Linked DNA regions of Homo sapiens: regions 1 and 2 are each linked to region 3. A link is a loop called in an ENCODE intact Hi-C map of the cell type or tissue named here. Cell type or tissue: B cell. All regions are shown on one strand.

Region 1 (8,000 bases), 540 kb before region 3:
GTGTGTGTGTGCACGCGTGTGTGTGTGTGTATGGTCATTCACACCCCTGGGTGCAGCAGCAGGTGTGGAGGAGCATATATGGGGGGAGCTCTGAGCACACGGGCTCTTGGCCGGTGCTGCTCCCACCAACTCTGTGGCTTGAGCTGCCTTCTGCATGTCCCTCATCAAGTCAGCTGGGACATCGTTGGGGGCCAGATCGTGTCCTCTCTCGACGAAATTTATGTGCTAAAGCCCAAGCCCCCAGTGCCCCAGAATGTGACTGTACAGTATTTGGAGATGAGGCCTTTCAAAGGTGATTAAGTTGAAATGAGGCCGTTAGGGTGGCTCCTCATCCAACCCAACTGGTGTCCTCACAAGAATTTGGACACAGAGACACCAGGGATGTGTGAGCGCCCAGAGACCATGTGAGGACACAGTGGGAAGACAGACACCTGCAAGCCAAGGAGAGAGGCCCGAGGAGAAGCCAAACCTGCTGACACCTTGATCTTGAGCTTCTAACCTCCAGCACTGTGAGACGATACATTTCTGATGTTGAGGCCACCCCCAGTCTGTGGTTCTTCGTGATGGCAGCCCCAGGAAACGAATGCAGATACCATCACCTTCCCGTCGGCAGTCCAAGGTCACCGAGCAGACCCAAGGAGACACTGCAGGCGAAAGTACCGTGGAGATTAGCAGGCAATATGCCATTCTCGTTCATTCTTCTCTTACAGCATTAAGGAGAAAATCTCATTTGGTGAAGGTATGTCTCTAACACCTTGCTAACACTTGGAAATCTCCCATTTGAAAAAAAATTTAGATAAAATTCACTGAACATAAAATTCACCACTAGCCACTTTAAAGTGCGCACTTCTGTGACATTTATTGTGTTCACAATGTTGTGGAACTGTCGCTTCTATCTAGTTCTAGGACACTTTTCATCACCCCAAAAGGAAACCCCATACTCATTAAGCAACCACTCCTTCCTCCTTCCCCCACCCCATCTCCACACCCGCCCCCCACCCCCTGGCATTCAGCACCTTGCTTTTTGTCTCTGTGGAGTTACCTATTCTGGATATTTCATAGCAATGTAATTATTTTACATGTGACCTTTTGTGTGTGGCATCTTTCACTGAGCGTGATGTTTCGGAGGTTCCTTCGTGCTGCAGCCTGAATTGGTGCTTCCCTCTTTTTGTGGGCCTTCTTTTTTTTTTTTTTTTTTTTTTTTGAGACGAAGTCTCACTGTCACTCAAACTGCTGGAATACAGTGAGTGGTGCAATCTCGGCTCACCGCCACCTCCTCCTCCTGGGGTTCAAGCAATTCTCCTGCCTCAGCCTCCCGAGTAGCTGGGATTACAGGTGCCCACCACCCCACCTGGCTAATTTTTGTATTTTTAGTAAAGATGGGGTTTCACCATGTCGCCTAGGCTGGTCTCGAACTCCTGACCTCAGGTGATCTGCTCACCTCGGGCTCCCAAAGTGCTGGGATTAGAGGAATGAGTCACCGCGCCCAGCCATGGGCCCTCCTTTTGTGACACTCCACTGCGTGGGTCAACCACACTTTGTGTATTCATTCAGCCCTGGGTGGACATTTGGGTTGTTTCTACCTTTCTGCTTCTGTGAGATGAACTGTGCTTCTGTGAACGTTCATGTGCAAGTATTTGGATATCTGTTTTCAATTCTTTTGGGTGTATACTAAGAGTGGAATTCCTGGGTCATAGGATAATTCCATGTTTAAACATTTTTGAAGATTGGAAATCTCCTTTTTAAGCAAATAAGAGCGTTCTTCAGGATTCAAGCCTTCAGCAGACAAGAACACTCAGCTAGACTTTGCTGACCTTGATTTCTAATGTTATTTATGTTTACAGGATCAGAAAATCCAATGCTGGATTTTCATTTGTAGTAGCGACATGAACTTGTCTTTTAAAAATCAATGTTATTATTATTATTTTTTTCTTTTGAGACAGAGTCTCCCTTTGTCACCTAGGCTGGAGGGCAGTGGCAGGATCTCAGCTCACTTCAACCTCCACCTCCCAGGTTCAAGTGATTCTTGTGGCTCAGCCTCCCAAGTAGCTGGGACTACAGGCGAGCACCACCACACCTGGCTAATTTTTGTATTTTTGGTAGAGACGGGGTTTGGCCGTATTAACCAGGCTGGTCTTGAACCCCTGACCTCAAGTGATCCACCTGCCTTGGCCTCCCAAAGTGCTGGGATTATAGGCCACCATACCCAGACTGAAAATAAACGTTACTTCAAAAGTGAGTAGGTTCATGGTCAGGAGGGGTGGCTCATACCTGTAATCCCAGCACTTTGGGAGACTGAGGTAGGCGGATTGCTTTTGAGCCCAGGAGTTTGAGACCAGCCTGGGGAACATGGTGAAACTTGTCTCTACAAAAAAAACAAAACAAAACAAAACAAAAACTAGGTGGGCATGGCGGTATGCACCTGTAGTCCCAGGTACTTTGGAGGCTGAGGTGGGAGGATCACTTGAGCTCAGAGGCAGAGGCTGCAGTGAGCCGTGATTGCACCACTGCACTCCAGCCTGGGTGACACAGCAAGACCCTGTCTCAAAAAATAAAAAGCCCTACATGGGTAGGTATTTTTGTCCATTTGGTTTACTACCTATGTCTAACGCCAGAGTGATGCCTGGCACATATATTAGGTCCTCAATAAAAATGTGTTGAATAAATGACTATACCTAATACATACACACACAATATTATACATCATAGTCCAGGGTGGGCACAACGCTGGCAAAAATCACCAAGCTGGAGGGCCAATGCCTGAGAAACCCAGCCCAGGGGCTGCCGGACAGATCCGAGGCGGACACCCAGCCTCACTGCTCGTTCACTCTGACTTTGGCCAATTTCTTACCTTCTCTACACCTCAGCTTCCTCATCTGAAAAACGGGGTTGCTGGGAGAGTGCAATGCGCTGTTGTGCAACACACTCAACGAAGCTCAGCTACTGTCATTATTACCATCCTCAGCCACTGCAGGGAGGACCACAGAGGGGAGCTAAATGCAAATAAGGGCTTGGGAGAGCCCTGTGATGCAGCTTTTTGGGGGAGGCTGGGCACCCCGGCCTGAGGCTGGCAGGGGTGTGGCTCTGTGTTCAGCACCCATGATGGGAAGTGACAGTGTCCTGCCTTTGCTCCGTGCTGTGCCGTTCACAAACTTGCTTTCACATCCCTTTTTCTCACCTGATCTGCCCACAGCCTGGCGGGGCCGGCAGAGCTAAAACTGTGAATTGCATTTGACGGGGGAGAACACCTGAGGTGGAGGAGAGGTTAAGGGGCTCGTCTGAGTTCACACAGCAGGTCAGTGCCGGAGCATGGATTGGTGAGTTGGGAATCACCATGGCCTCGTGGTCTCAAATAAAACATCCCTTTGCTTGTGTGTGGGTTTGTGAAGCTGCCTGCCCGGTAACCTCCCCTGGGCTAGGTCTGCAGAATGAGGTTCCACTGGGGCACTTCAGCTGCCTCATTCTGCAGAGTTCTTGCTCCGGATTCTGAAGCATCTGCAAAGGAGACACGTCGCCTGGGTCTTGAGAAGACAGAACTGTTTGCCCCACGCTGGGAACTACTGGGGAAGGGGAAGGGCACATGAGGCTTGGCCAGAGTGCCTGGAGGCTGGCTTAGGGCCAGCTGCATGATCCTTGCATGAAGGAGGAGGAACGGCCCTCTTCATATGCCATCACCTAAGGCCACCTCCCATCCTCTGCCTGGGACACTGGCTCCTGGAAAATGCTCTTTCCTCCTGGTGCCACAGCCCCAGCGAGCTCGACGCAGCTCCCCTTCCACAGACACAGAACTCTCCAAACTCCCAGTGGTTTGGGAAGAACAGCCACCACATCCCAAGCCCAGCACCACCTTTTGGGATGTGATATGTCAAAGTAGTAAGATGATGAAGTGTCCTGTGCCGGCCCATCAGAGCCTTAGCGACAGATATGGGCCCAGAGTGCCTTGGAGAGCCAGAGCCTCTGCAGTGACGTGGAATTTATTATACTTTCCATCCATCGCTTGGCAGCCTTCTCCCAGCTCTTTTCTCTTGAAAAATGGTTCCTGCCAATCTTGCTGTTTACTTAAGTGGTTATTAAGTATTTTTCCCGCTGCTGGTCTGGGTACTTCTTGATAAACATTATCTATTTAAGAAGAACTTTTAGGGAGAGCTCCACTCTGCCCCTACACACACACACACACACACACACACACACACACACACACACACACGTGTATGCACACACACGTATGTGCATACAGACGCACATGCGCGTGTACACACACACACACACACACACACACACACAGAGTCTGGGCATGAGAGTCCGGGTCCCAAAGCTTCCTCCCCAAGCCGGCTGGGGTCAGGCCACCACCGAATGTATCACTTGACCTGACGTGACAGCCTGGTTTCCTCTTCGCCCCTCTGGCCAGCCTCCTCTGGGCATTGGAGGTGGCTCCAGCTTTGAGCTGCACGCAGCTACCAGTTGTGCCTCCCAAGGCATCCCAGGGCCACTCTGCTAAGAGCATCTGCTTGGCTTTGCCCCGCAGCAGCGGTGAGGGAGGGGAGGTGGCTCGTGTGCATCGGGGGACCCTCTGACGTGTCAGTGCTAAGATCCTATCTGCAGGTCTCGAGCCCTCCTGAACTGGAGGGCTGGGGCCCTGGGTGGCACTGAGGTCAGGTGAGGCCCGGATAGGAGGACAGGATACCGAGGAACAGGAAGAAAGGCAACTTGGCTGGAACGTCCTTGCCATGGGTAGGCTGGGGGTCTGGGGGCTTGACTGAAATTGGGTGTCTGTGTCGGCAGTGGGTGTCTGAGCCTCACCCCTCCAGGGATGGCAGAGGGTATGAGACACTGAGCTGTGCCCAGCTTCTCTGGCTTCCCACACGTGCCAAGTGCAAGATGGGCTGCTAGTGAGCTTGGCTACTTCGGGCAAATCCTCCCCTCTCTGGACCTCAGTTCATTCACCTGGGGAGTAAACGGGGTGGGCTCCATCCCTACTCCCACAGTCCAGGACTCCCAGAGAGCATGGGTCTCATGGCTACTCCACAGGCTGAAAATCCTTCAATTTAGGAGCTGCTGCTGCTGCCCTGAAAACCAAGCTAAGCTCACCTTCAAAACGAGAGTCCCGGGTGGATAACTTGTCCAGCGCCTCACCCTGTGTCGGTCCTAGGTCAGTGCTGTTTAAAATGTAGGTGCTGTTGTTATTTAGGTCTGATATGGCTAATGGACCAGGCAATGGACAAGACAGTTTATTACTCACAGCCTCGAGAAAGGCCCAGACCACACCATGCAGGCCACACGGGGAAGCACCAGGGCTGGCCAGAGGCAGAGGGAAGTAGAGCCCGGCAGGAGCCTTTCCTGTGGTTTCCATGGGAAGGACTGGGTGGGGTAACCAGGTTTAGGATTGCTAGTTTGAATAGTTTCAGAGGGCTCTGGGGATAGGGGTTGTCCCAAGATGTCTGGCACTTGGCCCTGGGGTGATCAGGGCAGGTGCATAGTGGCCCAGAGTGACAGAGCCTGATAAAGGAGGTGGCTGGGGTGTCGGCTCTGGACTGGTTGGTTTGCATATGAAAGGCCCTTTAGAAGGTGAGCTGTTTGCTACATTTAGAAATTACCTAACCCTGGGAGGGGGCAGTCCCACCAGGGTCCGGAAGGCCCCAAGATGTCAAAGCATCAGAATGCAGAAAATAAAAGGCATGGTTAATAGACACACAATGAAATGTGCACTGTGTGTAATTTACTGTTACTATTTTTTGAGATGGAGTTTTGCTCTTGTTGCCCAGGCTGGAGTGCAATGGCGTGATCCTGGCTCACCACAACCTTCGCCTCCAGGGTTCAAGTAATTCTCCTGCCTCAGCCTCCCGAGTAGCTGGGATTACAGGCATGCGTCACCACGCCCGGCTAATTTTGTATTTTTAGTAGAGACAGGGTTTCTCCATGTTGGTCAGGCTGGTCTCCAACTCCAGACCTCAGGTGATCCGCCCACCTCGGCCTCCCAAAGTGCTGGGATTACAGGCGTGAGCCACTGCGCCCGGCCTGTTATTATTATTTAATTTAGAGTCTACTAAAAATATTTTTTAACAGATGGGGATCTCACTATGTTGCCCAGACTAGAGTTAATTGACTACTTTTTAGAGAAGTTTTAGGTCTACAGAAAAATTGAGTGGAAAATACAGTGTTCCTGTATTACCCTCCCCACTGCCAACATACACACTTTCCCTGTTGCTGAGGTCTTGCATTAGTGTGGCACATTTGTTCCAATTGAACCAATGCCGATACATTGTCATTAACTAGGGTCCACAGTCAACATTAGAGTTCACGCTTTGTGTTGTATACTCTGTGGGTTTCAGCAAACGCACAATGCCCTGTATCCACCGTTCCAGTAAGTTATAGAATCATTTCACTAACCAAAACCCCCTGCGCTCCACACAGTCGTCCTCCGTTCCCCTCCAAACCCCGGTGGCCACTGATCTGTTTACTGTCTTCATGAGAGGGAGTCTCGCTCTGTTGCCCAGGCTGGTGTACAGTGGCACGATCTCAGCTCACTGCAACCTCTGCCTCCGGGGTTCAAGCAATTCTGCCTCAGTCTCCTGAGTAGCTGGGACCACAGGCCCATGTTGCTACGCCCAGCTAATTTTTGTATATACATTTTTTCAGTAGAGATGGCGTTTCGTCATGTTGGTCAGGCTGGTCTTGAACTCCTGACCTCAAATAATCCGCCTGCCTCAGCCTCCCAAAGTGCTGGGATTACAGGTGTGAGCCGCTGCGCCCGGCCCACGGTTTTACCATTTCCAGAATGTCACATAGTCAGAATCATACAGGCTGCAGCCTTTGGAACTGGCTTCTTTCACCTAGCAATATGTGTTTACATTTCCTTCCATGTCTTTATGTAGCTTGATAGCCCATTTCTCTTTCTCTCTGAGTAATATTCCATTGTCTAGATGTATCACAATTTAAATGTAATGTTTATCCATTATTACTATTTTTAAAAAATGACAATGGCCTCTGTGGTGAGGGCTGGGCTGCAGAAGTATTCAGACAGTCTAGGGTGGAGGCCCGATGAGACAATTATCCGGGCCCTGAGGCCCGAGGTCAGACAGTGAAGGTGGGAGTCATCCCTGGGCTTGGAGAATCTGGGCAACTGTTTCTATCCTGCTCTTCACCTGGCTCCTGCAGGCAGTGCTGTCTATATCTGGCTTTTTTTTTTTTATTTTAAAGAAATGCCTTTTAGCTGGTGGTGACCCAGGGATACCCCCCTTCATCAACAGACCCACGGGCAGGAAAATCCCATGCAGGAGAGGCAAGAGGGCTCTTCAAGTCGGCCAGAGTCGAAGCACCCTCTGCTTGCCTGATCAACCACCAACAGCTTTGGGAGGTTAAACATCCAAGAGAAAGGCGCCGCTGAGCCAGGCGCTCCAAAGCTGTCCCCGGGGAACCCTGGCAGCCAGGGCTGGCCTGCTGAGCCTCCTGGCCCATATGGTGGGCTGCGGGCTGCGGTGAATGGGGGTGAGCTCCCTGCCCTGCAGCCGGCTGCCTGCCCCAGCCCTCCTCAGAATCCCTTTTCTTTCCAGACATAAACGAGGCCCACCCAGAGTCTCGGACATGGTTTGCTGCTCCTACGCAGGCTGCTGGCTCATGTGGCTCTCAGACAGGGCGTCTGCTCTCCCCTCGTTTCACAGCGAGACACTGCATTGACCCAGCCTGGCCTGTTCAGATATGTGTGTGTGTGTGTGTGCATGTGTGTGTTTGCGTGTGCGCCCGCGCGTGTGCGTGGGTGTGTGCGTGCGTGTGTGTGTGTGTGTGTGTGTGTGTCTGCAGAGGGGGTGGTGCTGTGGACAACCTCTCCTCCCTCTCCAGAGCCACGCAATCAGGACCCAGATGTCTACGGGGGAATCCTACTGCTGTGAGGACCAAAAGGGAGGGGGTGCTCAGGCCTCGGGCACACCTGATTTTCTGCCACGCCCAGCTTGCTTCAACGTGTCTGCCCCACTCACTGGCAGTGTCTGATACAACCCCAGCTC
Region 2 (8,000 bases), 680 kb before region 3:
TACAGAGGTTTTCTACAGCTCAGCCTCCTCTAGGCTGGGGCTGTATCAAGGAACAAAAGAGAGATCCCTGGCCCTGTGGAGCTCACATCTTAGTAGAGAAAAAGGATCAATAATAAACTTGATGTGTAAGTAAGATACATGGTTCACCAGGTGTAAAGTGCTGCAAAAAAAGGAAAGCACGGTAAATAAGGGCTCAAACTCGTTGTTTTCCCATGCAATCTGCCTACCATTTGCTCCACCCCCCCAAACATGTCAATATCCCCACCTATCCTCTCCTTATTTAGAAAATATTTAATGGGTTCCTATTCTGTGCCAGGCACTGTGAATACTGAGTATTATATAAAAAAACATGGTTCCGGCTGGGCATGGTGGCTCACGCCTATAATCCCAGCACTTTGGGAGGCCGAGGCGGGGCGGATCACGAGGTCAGGAGTTCGAGACCAGCCTGGCCAATATGGTGAAACCCCATCTCCACTCAAAAAAATACAAAAGTTAGACGGGCGTGGTGATGCACACCTGTAGTCCCAGCTACTCTGGAGGCTAAGGCAGAAGAATCACTTGAGCCCGGGAGGTGGAGGTTGCAGTGAGCCGAGACTGCGCCACTGCACTCCAGCCTGGCGACAGAGCAAGACTCCATCTCAAAAAAACCAAAAAAACAAAACAAAAACCAAAAACCAAAAACCATATATATACACACATATGGTTCCTGTCTTTATAGTTTATCATATAGTAGAAGAGACATTATCTTTAAAATGATTTCACAAATAGAAAATTACACATTGTTGTAAGCATGATAAAAGGAACAGTGGGACAAGATAACCTAATTTAGGGATTCAGAAAGCTCCTTTGAGAAAGTGACAATTAAGCAGAGCCTGAAAAAGTATGTCAGGGTTAGCGAGGTAGAGTATGTCTGTGTGTATGTGTGCGCACCTCGTACCTACAAACTCACTCCCACCAGCCTAGACAGTGCATGGGAAGGCCCTGAAATGGAAAAGAGCTTCTCGCCTTCGGGGGCTGAAGCCTAGCAGGGTTGTTTCACAGGAGGCTGGAGAGGTAGGCAGAGACCCTGGAAGGATTTTGGATTGTATCACTTGACCTATAGCTGGGAGAGCACTGGGTGGTTCCATGGATGGATACTCCTCAGTGTTCCTGCCTGGCTGCCACACTAGGAGAAGCCTGGAGCCTCCAGTTTCAGAGAGAAACTCTAGAGACAGGTTGCTACAATTGTTAACCCATGGTGAGCTGAACAGCTGTGCAGTCATGGGTTACCTAAGCTCAACAAGCACTTCAAGCTGTTGAGGTCTCTGAGACCCTGTGCAGACTCTAGAGCCATGTGGTTGGGAGAGGAGGCAGCGGTGCCCTCCTTGTTCAGCTCCGCCACCTGAGCAGGAATGCAACATGGGAAAAGAAGTTCCCTATGATCCACCTTACATTCCTCACCCTGGTCTGAACAGAGCAGGAGAGCAGGAGTGGGAGCACGCTGAGGTGCTTCTATCTTATTCAATCACCCAAGTCATAACTACCAACACAGTCTTTTCTTTAAAAATTTATTTAGAAATATTTAAGACATTTTTAAAAAGGCATAAAGACCAAATAATCAACAAATCTCCATGGAGCCAATCTCCAGCTTAAGAAATAAAATGTCCCCATTCCACCAAAGCCCCACCTATCTTTCCCTCCCTGACTGTATACTCCACCTTCCCCCAGCAAAGATCATCACCATTCAGAACTGGGGGTTTATCAGTTCCATACACTTCTCCTGAGAGGGAGTGCAGTAGCTACAAGTATGGCCTTGGGGTTGAAACTTCAGCTCTGCCACTTCTTTGCTGGGGATCCTGGATAAATTACTTAGCTTCTCCATCCTTCAGTCATGCCATCCATAACATGTGGGCAAGGGCGGGGGGATAAAAGGGAGCTAAGAATCCCTTACTGAGAGAGTTCCTTGAGGATTGATTGCTAATCTACGTAAAGAATGGTTTAGAACAGTGACTGGCACTTAGTACACAGTAAGCGTTTATAGTATAATAATCCTCCTCCTCTCAGAAGCAATGGAAGCCACAGAAGTTAAATAATCATGTTAAAGGAGGAACCACAGAGAATGACCTAAAGAAGGGAAGGCAGGCAGAGACTGCAGCAATTTAGAAGAGGTAATGACAGCTGTACTCAGGAATGGAGGATTAGATCTTACTCTGGTTCTAAACCACCCCCCTTAATTTGGTTCCCATATCTCCAACAGTTTGGAAAGTGTTAGGCGCTAGATGAATGTTAATGAACAGCCATCCCATTATTTTAAATGTTTACAAAGCAAGTAGTTAAAATGGTCTCTCCCACCCACCACCACAGGCACACCTGGTGCAGGACTGACAAGCCTGGCACACAGCTTATGCAGCCTCCGTGCAAGGAGAGCTGAGGCTAGGGATCTGGTTCCCCCAGTTACATGTGAGTGCATGTGACCTGGCAGGTACTGGCTGTGGGTGCCTGTAAGCACAGTACTGGAGATGGTGGCAGTTTCTGTGCAGGGGCCACATTCCCAATCGCTCCTTTTGTGGCTGAGAGAGACAGTGTTAGTGCCGCTTCCTGACCCCTGGTCTGCGGCAGTGGCACTGTGCTCTAGAAGTCAAGAGAGCCAATAGGGCCTCTCAATTATTCCTGGAGGTAGCAGCTCTTCAGGGAACTCTTTGGGGAGTCATTTCTGAAGGCCCAGCCTAGAGTTTACCCCCTTCAGCCCTTTCAGTGATTTTATACGCACCCAGTCCTCCATATTTTAAACCCATTTCTGCTTATAACAGCTAGAGTAGTTTCTATATTCTTCAGCCGAAATCTGGTTAAGAGCATATAGACTTTTTTAGCAAGGAGTTTTATTTATTTATTATTGAGATGGAGTCTTGCTCTGTTGCCCAGGCTGGAGTGCAATGGCATGATCTCGGCTTACTGCAACCTCCGCTTCCTGGGTTCCAGCAATTCTCCTGCCTTGGCCTCCCGAGTAGCTGGGATCACAGGCGCCCACCACCACGCCCAGCTAATTTTTGTACTTTTAGTAGAGATGCGGTTCTGCCATCTTGGCCAGGCTGGTCTGGAACTCCTGACCTCAGGTGATCCGCCCACCTCGGCCTCCCAAAGTGGCTGGGATTACAGGCTGAGCCACTGTGCCTGGCCCAAGTAGTACATTTAAATCTTCCATCTACCTAGACAACATCACAGTATGTGGTATGAGCTAGGTATACCACTGTTTCCCAGTAATGGCATTTACTGTTAAAAGGATCCTCAATTAGAATCCCGTGGGCTGCCACCATTAGCCTAAAGTATAATAACAAGTAGGTGTGAAATGGATGAGAGCAGTATATTTTAAAACTAACTTTTTATAGGTAAAAATGCTAACTGGGAGGGACATTTTTAACCCACACATTTTAACACATCTTCTTTCTGAAATTTGGATGCCCCTTACAATTGATGTATAAATACAACAAGGTTTCCTCATTCATGCTCCACCTCTGTCAACAGGACGTTATTGAATAGATGATATGTCCTATGACTGATGTCATCTCAGAACTTAAGAAACAAGCTTTTGTAAGATAAAGCATAGAACTTCTCTTATGCATGGACACCCCACACAATGAAAAAAATTGTCAAAAATCAAGCAGTAATTCTAGTCATTTCAGAATAAATATTCAAAGATTCAGAGTTTCTTAACATTTTAAATTTACTCAAATATAAGATTGTTTGCAAATGTGACTATGTAAGAGAACTATTCTCTTGTGCCAACATAATCAGTGATTCCAAGGAATATTTTTGTTATTACAATTTCTTCTGCAGCCTATACAGCAGCAAACATTGTGGCGAGAAGTTGCCTTAGAACAATGAGATGCGAGCAGAAGACAGCTCTGAGTACGGAGGGTCCATCTGCTGTGCTCATCAGCAGTCCTGGAGGGATACAAAGTGGTGCCTTCTGTTTGTTCAGTGGATGCTTCTGGCTGATCTATCACCGTGGCAACATTTGGAGCCCAACTCAAAACAAGCACAGACTCATTAACTACAAACTACATTAACTTAGTGTCTGTTGCTAATGAGAAATGCCGTTCAGAGGTATTTTCTACTCTAGCATATTACAGTTACCTCTCTAAAAGGTACCAAATGCCACTCTCAATACATCACATACTAGATAACATGAATGTTAAAAGAAAGCAAAATTATTTTAATAATGACTACAAACAGTAAGAATCATTTCATTAAAAGGTTACTTTGTTTTGGCCCTTGGATATTCCTGCTGTAAGAAAATGTACTATGTATCATATATGCAAGCACATCTAAGTTCTTTTTAAACAACAGGCTTATTTAGAAGATCAATTTAGAAAATGCCGCTAAGAGCATATGTTAAAGCTGAGTAATCAAGACAGCATTAATGCCTACTGGCTCTCCTGTAATCTTCTCATATGTAACATTGATCATAACTCTCTCCAAGTGAGGCAACACACTGGACAAAACATTAAAGGCAAAGAAAGTCCACTGGGTGTAGAGCTTGTCAGTTCCCTTAACTCCTTCTTGACCACATCTCTTTTCATGCTAAATCATCCTGAACTAAATGAGCTCTCAGAACAAATGGCAAATCCTAAATCTCATGAAACACAGAAGATTTAAGTGGAATTATGTCTCAAATGTGTTCTCCCAGGACTGATAAATTGGGAAATAGCAGTAATCTTAGGTATTTTCTCTCCAAAAGTGCAGAATCCTACAACCCGCCAGAAGAGGGAGCCAAAGTTAAACTACTCCAACATTTAGTAAGACAAGGCTGGTGCAGGAGGAGAGAAATTGGCCTTATTTCAAACTGATTTGGAAAAGCCTTCTTATTCTCTTAGGCAAAAGAGCACAACTCCTCTTTGATGCCTCGCATAGTGAACCAATCCCCATCTCTCACTTTGGCCTCACCTCATACCCTGCTATTTCATAGCTTCCTGTTTGTTTAGTTCATGGAAAATGTCATACTCCATACGGCCACAGGCTCTTTACAGATGCTGTTCCCTCTCTATGTAGGAGTGTTCCCTGGCCTAGTTGGGTCCTGCTCACCCTTCAGATTCAATGATACCTTCCACAACTCCTGCCAAGTTTGGGCTCCTTTGTTGATGCTGTCACACAGTCACCATCCCAGTTAGTAAGGATACATGTATCACTGTGGTTGAGATTTATGTCCATTCCTCATAAGACTCAGCTCCATGAGAGTGGGAAGTGTATCTCTATTTTAACATTTTCTTCCCATAGCAATCAGCACAGTACCAAGCAAATAGCAGGTGCTCAATAAATATCTGCTGGATCAAATGATTAGTTAGCTCAGTTAGTTTCTAAGTTCTGCCTACTCTATCAATCATCACTACCCTTCCCTGTCTACCCCCGCCACTTAGCTAGTAAGCTGGAGTCTGACCTATGCACTGATCCAACTGTACCTGCTGCCTCCAGCCCTCTCTCCTCCTCTGTTTAATTCGTCTTCAATTCTGCAGGTTCAGTGATCTTTCTAAAGCACAAATCTCATGATGTCACTCTCCTACTTAAAACTCTCCAATGGCTCCCTCTCTGGTCCAGAAGATCTAAAGTCCTTAGGAAGGTGTTCAAGGACTCTATGAGCTAGCTTCCCACCTTCCACCTCTCTCAAAAGAGCTGAAAAACAGTTTCAACTCTTTTTTGGGTAGAATAGCTTGGTAAGGGTGCTCAGTTTTAATGACCTGATGGACGGGTTTAAGATGACTGGGATAAGGCAACCCCTCCTTGTCCTTGCTTTCATAGCAAACTTAGGGCACAACTGGGAGTGGCCCAGCTCTTGTATGCACTTACCTCATTCATATCAGTATTTTCCTTTCCCAATTCTCTCACTTACTTTTAAAAACAAGTTATCTTTTCTTATAGAGATGCAAATATTTGATGAAAAGATGACCAAACCTAAATCCTTTCAGGTAGAAAGTGTGAGATAGATAAATCACAACCAACTTCACTGACCATCTGCTGGGTCCTCACTGCACTGGCCACCACCTCACTCAGCAGCTCCTCTGCTGCCAACATTGTAAAATTTCTTTTTTGTACTTTCCTTAGAGCCTGACTTCTCATACCTGGAAGCACTGGCTCCCTATCCGCCACTGGCCATGAAATGCTTATACTGACCTACTGACACCTGGCTGAGATAAAGCAGTTACAATGCCCAGAACATTTTATTGCATTCATTTGCATATACATATATTTGCTTATCTGCCTGGCTCTTCCCACTAAAATATCTCTTTGAGAACAGGGAACTTTTTTAAAAAAGCCTTTATTTTAGGTTAGGAGGTACATATGAAGGTTTGTTACACAGGTAAACTCATGTCATGGGGGGCTTGATGTACAGATTATTTCATCACCCAGGTATGAAACCCAGTGCCCAACACTGATCTTTTCTGCTCCTCTCCCTCCTTCCACCCTCCACCCTCAAGGAGAACCCAGTGTCTGTAGTTTCCTTCTTTGAGAACAGGGAACTGATCTCTGCCATCTAACAGGTATTTATTAACTGTTTAAGTTAATTAATGAATTAACTAGCCATCTCTAGGTAGCAAAATGTGACTAATATTTAGCTCATTTATTAATGTAATCTTTGGTTATGCTAAAAGCTAGATAAAATGTGATTCTATTTGAAAGTGCATATTTTCTGATATTACTATTTACAAGTAACTACACACATAGAAGGGCAATGACTGAGGCATGTAGACAACCTGTAGCGATGAGTCTTTCTGCCCAACTCTAGAGGCCAATTTAGTATCAGAAACCAATCTGGAAAAAGAAAATAAATAACAATGAAAAATGGGCAAAAGACTTTAAAAGACGCTTCACCAAGATGACAAATAAGCACATTAAAATAAAGTGCCACATTAGTCATTAGGTTAATGCCAATTAAAAGTGTAATGAGATACCACTACATACCTATTAGAATGGCTAAAATTATGAAGATGACCATACCACACATTGGTGAAGATGCAGAACTGTGAAACAGTATAAACACGTTGGGAAAGAGCTGTGTGCAATTTCTTGAAAAATGAAACATACACCTATCATATGCCATAGCCATTTTACTATTATACATTTACTCAAGATAAATGAAAGTATATAGCCATATAAGACTTGTACATAAATGTTAAAAGAAGCTTTACTCAATAGCTCAAAACTGGAAAAACGCAGATGTCCATGAACAGGAGAATGAAGAGGATAAATAGCTGTGATACACCTACACAATGGAACACTGCTCAGCAATAAAAAGGAATGAACTACTGATACACACTACAGCATGGATGAATTTCAAAAGCAATACACTGAGTGAAAGGAGCCAAAGTGCACAGTGTAGGAGTCCCTCAATACAATGTTCTAGAAATAAAAACTCTTTTATAGTGGCAGAAAGCAGATCAGTGTTTGCCTAGAGACAGATGGGGGTAGGGTGGGGACAGAGGAGATGGATCAGAAAAGGTCACAAGGACACCTTCAGGGATGATGGGTGTCATCTTGATCATGGTGATGGTTTAACAGGTGAATATATGCCAACACTTATCTATTTCTTCTCTTTAAATATAATGTCCACAATAACTCAATAAAGTTGTTTTTAAAAAAACACAGAAAAGAAACTGGTCTGGGTAAACAAATTATTTTTTAGACAGCAGACTGTCAGCATCCTTTAGAGTTATAAACTGTAACTTTGTCTAAACTTAGAAACTGCCTTTATGTTTAAAGTTTTAGTGAAAAGTTATATGAAACAGAGATGTGAACTTTCACTTTATCTGAGACTCAGGAGAAGTGCCCTCGGGAGGCGCCCCCGGAGCACAGCGCCCCGCTTCCTTGCCGCTAGGCTCACTTCCTTTGTTTCACAATTTGTTCAAGAACTTATACGTTCATGTACCTACTCAGAGGTTCTGGCAATACATTTTTACCCTTTTGAATAACCTATATATTTTTAAAATGTCTCATCTTAATATTTTTTTTGTTTCCATGGAAAAAAATTA
Region 3 (8,000 bases):
TATATTAAGACTTACTGTAAAGCCACATTAATCAAGATGTGGCATCAGCAAAGGAATGGACAAAATATCAAGAAAACACAATAGTGTCTCAACACAGGGCCTACATGTATACAGTACATATACTAATATAGGACCACATATACAGTCAACATAGGACCTACATGTATACAGTACATATACTAATATAGGACCACATATACAGTCAACATAGGACCTACATGTATATATGTACATATACTAATACAGGACCACATATACAGTCAACACGGGGCCTACATGTATATATGTACATATACTAATACAGGACCACATATATATATACAGTCAACATAGGGCCTACATGTATATATGTACATATACTAATACAGGACCACATATACAGTCAACATAGGGCCTACATGTATATATGTACATATACTAATACAGGACCACATATACAGTCAACATAGGGCCTACATGTATATATGTACATATACTAATACAGGACCACATATACAGTCAACATAGGGCCTACATGTATATATGTACATATACTAATACAGGACCACATATACAGTCAACATGGGGCCTACATGTATATATGTACATATACTAATATAGGACTACATATACAGTCAACATAGGGCCTACATGTATATATGTACATATACTAATATAGGACTACATATACAGTCAACATAGGGCCTACATGTATATATGTACATATACTAATACAAGACCACATATACAGTCAACATGGGGCCTACATGTATATATGTACATATACTAATACAGGACCACATATACAGTCAACACGGGGCCTATATGTATATATGTACATATACTAATACAGGACCACATATACAGTCAACATGGGGCCTACATGTATATATGTACATATACTAATACAGGACCACATATACAGTCAACACGGGGCCTATATGTATATATGTACATATACTAATACAGGACCACATATACAGTCAACACAGGGCCTACATGTATAAATGTACATATACTAATATAGGACCACATATACAGTCAACATAGGGCCTACATGTATATATGTACATATACTAATACAGGACCACATATACAGTCAATATAGGGCTGATATGTATATACTAATACAGGACCACATATACAGTCAACATAGGGCCAATATGTATATACGTACATATACTAATATAGGACCACACATACAGTCAACACAGGGCCTACATGTATATACGTACATATACTAATATAGGGCCACATATACAGTCAATGATTTTTAGCAAAGGTGTCAGGTAATTCAATAGAGTAAGGTATGTCTTTTCAACAAACGGTGCTAGAACTGGATATGAGTATAGAAAAACAAGAATTAACCCTGACCTCAAACCAAATACAAAAACTGATTTAAAATGGATCATACAACATCCTGACGGCTATAATAGGTTAAAAAATGTAAAAATTTAAAAAATTAAAAAATAAAAGGAATCATAGAATATACAACTATAAAATTTCTAGAAAATAAGAGAACTTCTTTTGACCTTAGTGTAGGCAAAGATTTCCTCCATAGGTCACAAAAATCATAAATCGAAACTGGAAAAAGTTGATAAATTGGACTTTATGAAAACAAAATACTCTTGCTCATTAAATAACATCATTAAGAAAACCAAAAGGAAAGGAGCAATGTGGAAAAAAAAACTTATGATACATATATCTGATAAAGGACTTATATCCAGAATATATAAAAAACATATGAAACAACATTTTTTTTTTTTTTTTTTTTTGAGACAGAGTCTTGCTCTGTCACCTAGGCTGGAGTGCAGTGGTGCAATCTCGGCTCACTGCAAGCTCCGCCTCCCAGGTTCACACCATTTTCCTGCCTCGGCCTCCCGATTATCTGGGACTACAGGCGCCCGCCACCACGCCCGGCTAATTTTTTGTATTTTTAGTAGAGATGGGGTTTCACCGTGTTAGCCAGGATGGTCTTGATCTCCTGACCTCGTGATCTGCCCGCCTCGGCCTCCCAAAGTGCTGGGATTACAGGCGTGAGCCACTGTGCCCGGCCAATTTTTTTTTTAAATGAGACCCATGGGGAAACAGTCAAATGAAGAAACAACAAAGCAGCAACAAAACAAAACCCAAGTCTTACCCCACTGTGCAGCTGCAGGACAAAGAGCAGAAGCCTGTAGCTGGGGAACAAGGTGTTCATTCTTTCAAGCATTATAAAATGAAGGCTTCAGAAATCACTCGATCTTGAAACAACATAATTTTAAAAAGAAGTAAGACGTGGACAGATAATTTTACAAAGGAAAATACGTAAATGACCAACAAGGATCTTGGAAAATTGTGCGACCTCATAAGTCACCAAGAAAATACAAAATAAAAGCTTTAAAAAAAAATGAAGTTTGGAACAACTGAATAAACACATAAAACGACAACAAAATGAACCCTGACCCTCTACCTCACACCATATGCAAAAGTTAATTCATAAAAGCTATATAACTCTAAGCCTTCTAAAGGAAAACATAAATATCTTTGCAATTTGGCAGGGTAGGCAAAGGTTTCTTACAAAGAACACAGAGAGAGAACCACAAAGAAAGGAGTTTGTTAAATTAGACTTCATAAAAATTAAAGTGACACACTTTTGCTTATTGGAAAATACCACTAAGAAAATGAACAGGCCGGGCATGGTGGCTCATGCCTGTAAAACCGGCTCTTGGGGAGGCAGAGGCAGGAGGACAGCTTGAGCCCAGGAGTTTCAGACCTGCTTGGGCAATACAGCGAGACCTTGTTCTTGAAAAAGGAAAGAAAATGAACAGGCAAGCCACAGACTGGAATAAAATATTTGTAAAACACGTATCTGACAAAAGATCAGTATCCAGAAGAAAAAGTCAAGCAACCCAATTTTAAAATGAGCAACAGATTTGAAAAGACATTTCACAAAGGAAAAATATATGAAGAGCCAATCATGAAAATGTGCTCAACCGCATTAGTCATCAGGCCAAAGCAAATTAAAGCCATAATGAGATGATACCACTACACGCCCACCAGAATGACTAAGATTTCACAGAGTGACAGCACCAAATGTTGGCCAGGATGTGGAGCAACTAGAACTCGTATCCATTGCTGGTGGGAGTGTGAAATGGAAGGGCCACTTTGGGAAAAGATCTGGCAGTTTCTTATAAAACTAAATGTATACCTACCCTATACCTACTCTAGGTGTTTCTACAGAATAAATGAACGCCCATATGCACAGAAAAACTTGTACAAGAAGAACCAGCGTAACAGGTTTACTCATAAGAGCCTCCAGATGGAAACAGCCAGGGGTCTTTCAACAAGAGAATGACTAAAAACCCACAGAATGTTCACACAGTGGACGTTACTCAGCAATAAAACAGAACAAATCGCTGGCACCTGCAGCAACATGGGTAGCTCTAAGAAACACTCAAACTGGCAAAATTATTTCGTGGTGGAAAAAAAGCACAATTGTGGTTGCCCTGGGGAAGGTGGGGACTGTGATGCACCTGGAGGGGCATGAGGAACTTACTGGGGTGATAGTGATGTTCTATGTTCTGGTCAGGCTGGGATACACGTGGATACCTTTGTTAAAATTCAAAGAACGGAACGTTTCACACCTGTGCATCTCAGGGTATATACATTTTACTTCAAAGAAAAACAAAAATAATCACAGACAAATGCCGGACTCTAGTTAATGAAATGCAAACTGAGGTGTTGACAGGATGTTGTGTGCTGATTTCTGCAGCTTATTTTAAGTGCATCAAAACCAGCGTGGATGCTGGTGGCCAGAGGGATTTGTGGTGAAGCAAACAGCAAAATGGTTGCTGTGGAATCTAGGTGGTAGGTGCATGGGTGTTTACTTTAGAATCTTTCATGGTTTCTTTTTTGTGGTTTTGTTTTGTTTTGTTTTTGAGACAGGGTTTTGTTCTGTCGCCCAGGCTGGAGTGCATTGGCACAATCCCAGCTCACTGCAGCCTCAACCTCCCAGGTTCAAGCAATCCTCTCACCTCAACCTTCCGAGTAGCTGGGACTCCAAGCCTGCACCACCATGCCTGACTAATTTTTTGTATCCTTTATAGAGATGGGATCTCACTATATTGCCCGGGCTGGTCTTGAACTCCTGGGCTCAAGTGATCCTCCTACCTCAACCTCCCAAAGTGCTGGGATTACAGTCATGAGCCACCACACTCAGCCCTCTTTCATCTTTTCTATGTTTGAAAAGTTTTACGGCAAAAAGTTGGAAAAATGTAAAAAAGATTGAAACCTATCAACCAAAAATAGGAAAAATAAAATAAAAGAGATGGCAGGAGACCACCCCCTTTCCCCCTAACTCAGCTTCCAACCCTCCCTTTCCCCGCCCAGTTAGGACAGGAACCCCAAGGGCTCGGGCCCCCCGTGCCTGTGCGGGGAAGGAGGCACCCCCGTGCCTGTGCGGGGGCTGGTCATCTGCCCTCCGGTGCATTCTCTGCACTCCACTTCCCCTCGCCCGCAGTGAGCAGTCACAGTTGGCGGAAACTACACCCAGGCAGCCTCTGCCCACAAATTCAGTGAAAATGCAAACCCCGCAGGAGCTGGACTCTCGAGAGCTTGCGGCGCCACCTGCTGGAGGAAAGGCTTTCTGCACCCGAGTTCCTCTCCCCTTCCTCGCTGCCACCCGCCTCCCTGCCCAGGCTGGGCGGGTCCCCTCTCTGCAATCTCGGGGCACTGGTGCACGGGAAATGCCCAGTGCTTCATAACCTCCCCCCACCCACACCTCAACATCCAGTCCTCAGTGGACACCGCCCCCGCTCGACAAACATATCACACAGGCACAGTCCAAGACCACCCATTCCAGGAGGAGCATAAGCCCCAGTGCCCATCACCCCAGCCTCTTCCTCTCTCCCTCTGACGCAGTGACATAGGCCCAGGACACTGAAGACCCTTGACTTTATAAACATGCTGAAGTCAATCATTCTGAAGCTGTAGTTTTTATTATTATTATTATTTTTTATTTTTTGTAAAGACAAAGCCTTGCTATGTTGCCCAGCCTGGTCTGGAACTCCTGGATTCAATTGATTCTCCTGCCTCGGCCTCCCAAAGTTCTGGGATTGCAGGTGTGAGCCACTGTACCCAGCCTGAAGCCGTAGTTCTTTAATTATTGTCAACAGCAATACCCATCCCTCTGTGAGCAGCAGGGCCTGCTGGCATGGCTGACAGCCCTGCATCACTGCATCGAATCTGCTGCCTGGGACTCCAGGTGAGCTCCGATTCCCAGCTGGAGGGACAAGCTGTGTGGGGCTGGGCAGGGTGAATTGCGGGAGACCAAGCCCAGACTGAGGGCCACAAGCCACATGAGCACTGGGGCCAGGCAGGGACAGTGAAGGAGACAGTGCAACTCTGAGGAAAGACAACGCCACAGAATGGAGAGGCCCAGGCCCGGGGTTCCCTTCTGCTGCCGGACAGGCATGCCTGTGCCTCTCCCCCAGTCCCCGTGATGGTCAAGCCATGTGCTCTCTGAGAGGCAAGCGAGGCTCCTGACAGCAGGCTTTAGGCTTTAACCAAATTGTCTGTTCTGCAGGGTGAGCTGCACAGGTGCCCCCACTCCCGACTTCTTTGAATCCCTGTTGTCTCCAAGTCCTACCCATCCTTTCCAGGTGAACAGAAACACTGCCCAGGGGAGAACGGAGGAAGAATCCAGGAAAGGCTGCCCGAGAGCCTGGCTGAGTCCACGCCATCGCCAAGAGCAGCGCCAAAACTCAGGAGCTGGTGAGATTATGGCTCAGGGCCCACATCAACATGAGGGGGTGTCAGTCCCATGATCAATGAGTCCCTGTCTCACCACCTCCTGCCATCCACACCTTGAGGGCCACAGCCAGCACGTGAATTGGAGCTGGCTCCCGGCACCTTCCTTCCTACACCAGCTCCACAATGTGAGGTGGGGGCCCGCCCCCAGAGGCACCCGGAGCAGCAGGTGCTCCAAGAGGGGGAAGTCCCCCCGAAGCCCTCTCTCACCCACGGCACAGGACGCAGAGGGGACAGAGCATCAGGAACACCCAGCGATCACAGGGGTCTGTCCCGAAGGAGAGGAGGCAGGAGGCAGGGAGAGTGGCTGGGAGGCTAGTCTTGGAGTGTCCACCCCCCATTCCGAGGGAGAGGAAGGAAGCAGAAGGTGAGCACAGGGAGCCCCAGCTGGGGATGGAGCGGGGGCTGCAGCTCGACTGTGTTGCCTGGAGCGGGGGCATGGACTGCAGCCCCCACCCACCTGCCTGGCCAGTCCGAAGCCACCCCAAGTCTGGAGACCTCACTTGTCCTGCTCACCCCTCCCAGGGATGGTGTCCAAACCCCGAAGCCTTGGCTGGTGCTGTAAATATGGGAGGGAGGTTCTGCCTCACCCCAGCTCCAAGAGCCAGCCAAGAATGTTCTGGATATCTGAACCTTGCCCCGAGTCAGAGGCTGGGAAGAAACCTGAAGGATGGTGGGACGGTGGACAGCAGTCCTCAGGCACCAGGCACCAGGGTTCCTGCTTGGGGATGGGGGCACCAGCAGGTGTTAAGTGCATCACACCAGGGCTCACCATGTCCCTGCCCAGAGACTCAGCATCCCACGAAACAGGAAGGAACGAGGGATGAGCGTGCTTCCTCCTCCAACACCCCAGCTCCTGCCTTGAGGCTGCCAGGTACCCAACCTTCCCAGGATCCAAACCACCTTGGCCTCACCCACGGCCAAGTGTACCAAACCACAGCCAGGACCACTGGGCTCAGACACCAAAAGCGCTCCTCCTAAAGCCGGCAGCCACCAGGGCAGCACAGGGCAGTGCAAGGCTGGGCAGGGCCGGCCACCTGTCAGCATCCAGTGGCCTCTGCTGGATGCTGACGGGGGCAGCCAGGCAGGTGGGTCCATCCAGCAATCAAAGAGATCCTCCCTCTCCAACTTCCTCTCTAAAGAGATCCTGATCCTCCCTCTCCAGCTGCAGGGCCTGCAGCAGCCTCCTCCCTAGCAGGCCTCCCTGCCTGCCCCTGGCCATTCTCAGCAGCCACAGGGCACTGAGGTCCCACCATAGTGAGAATAAAATCAAGCCCTCACCAGGGCCTCCAAGGCCCGGCACGACCTGGCCCTGCCTGTCGCATTGGTGTCACCATGGCCCGTCTCTGAAAACACACTCCAGCCACTCCCACCTTCCCCAGGCTCCAGCCTCGGGCCTTCACACCTGCTGTTTCCTTTGCCAGGTTGCTCTTCCCTTGGATTTTGGCCTGGCTGGGTCCTTCTGGTCATTACAGCTTCAGCTCAGTGTCACCACTCAGAAAGGGCTTCCATTAATCCCCTCGCCACACACACAGATATGCACCCCCAGCAACCTGTTCTTAGCTTCTTCACAGTCCTCATCTAAAACCACCTATGGATTTGCTCATTTGTGGACTGCCTCTCAGTTCCAACTGTTAAGTAACAAGCGACCAGCGACTGTGTCTTTGTTGCTCCTCATTACAGGCCAAGCACCTAAGAGAGGGGCTGCACATAGTAGGCCTCAATAAACATTCACCAGACGGGCCAGGCACGGTGGCTCATGCCTGTAATCCCAGCACTTTGGGAGGCCAAGCTGGGTGGATCACTTGAGGTCAGGAGATCGGGACCAGCCTGACCAACATGGTGAAACCCCATCTCTACTAAAAATACAAAAATTAACCAGGCATGGTGGCGGACGCCTGTCATCCCAGCTATTTGGGAGGCTGAGGCAGGAGAATCGCTTGAACCTGGGAGGCGGAGGTTGCAGTGAGGCGAGATGGCGCCACTGCACTCCAGCCTGGGTGACGGAGTGAGACCCCGTATCAAACAACAACAACAAAACATTTGCCAGAAGAACTAAAGCAGCCTGCCTGTGTCTAACAGGAACTTAAGAGCACAAGATGAACTCAACCAAAGGACACACACAGCAGGCATTTCACAGCTGACACCTGTTGGTGGAGGGAGATTAGGAAAGTGGGGAGAGGCAGTGCCTGGGCATGGGGACACCCTGGGCATGGGGACGCCCTGGATAC

The links. Hi-C counts contacts between places; a loop is a spot of excess contacts. Peaks named below come from ENCODE experiments on the same cell type or tissue, not always from the same donor. Only the 100,000 strongest peaks of a DNase experiment are listed, where the experiment ranks them.
Region 1: a loop joins it to region 3, with 5 times the contacts of the local background. A loop is called at or near these places in 2 of 110 quality-filtered maps.
Region 2: it touches region 3 in a loop (20-fold over the local background); 8 of 110 quality-filtered maps call a loop at or near these places.

What each region holds. Positions count from the first base shown.
Region 1 is chr17:77,864,966-77,872,965 of GRCh38, reverse strand. No RefSeq gene overlaps it. Among named protein-coding and RNA genes, the nearest start is that of LINC01973, 15 kb to the left of the region's middle. RefSeq lists enhancers at 1-483, 3,295-3,384. In B cell, no CTCF peak of the experiment used is centred here; DNase peaks (open chromatin) are centred at 3,105, 4,545 and 5,515; H3K4me3 peaks cover 1,297 bases; H3K27ac peaks cover 878 bases; H3K27me3 peaks cover 763 bases.
Region 2 is chr17:78,010,786-78,018,785 of GRCh38, reverse strand. The region is part of intron 3 of TNRC6C (trinucleotide repeat containing adaptor 6C); the gene reads right to left. Among named protein-coding and RNA genes, the nearest start is that of TNRC6C, 56 kb to the right of the region's middle. In B cell, CTCF peaks have their summits at 4,532 and 4,738 (motif pointing right); a DNase peak (open chromatin) is centred at 4,745.
Region 3 is chr17:77,328,176-77,336,175 of GRCh38, reverse strand. All of the region lies in intron 2 of SEPTIN9 (septin 9), which reads right to left. Among named protein-coding and RNA genes, the nearest start is that of SEPTIN9-DT, 50 kb to the right of the region's middle. RefSeq lists enhancers at 5,146-5,721, 5,722-6,299. In B cell, CTCF peaks have their summits at 4,376 and 4,579 (motif pointing left); DNase peaks (open chromatin) are centred at 3,665, 4,555, 5,525, 7,995 and 3 weaker places; H3K4me3 peaks cover 1,340 bases; H3K27ac peaks cover 2,093 bases.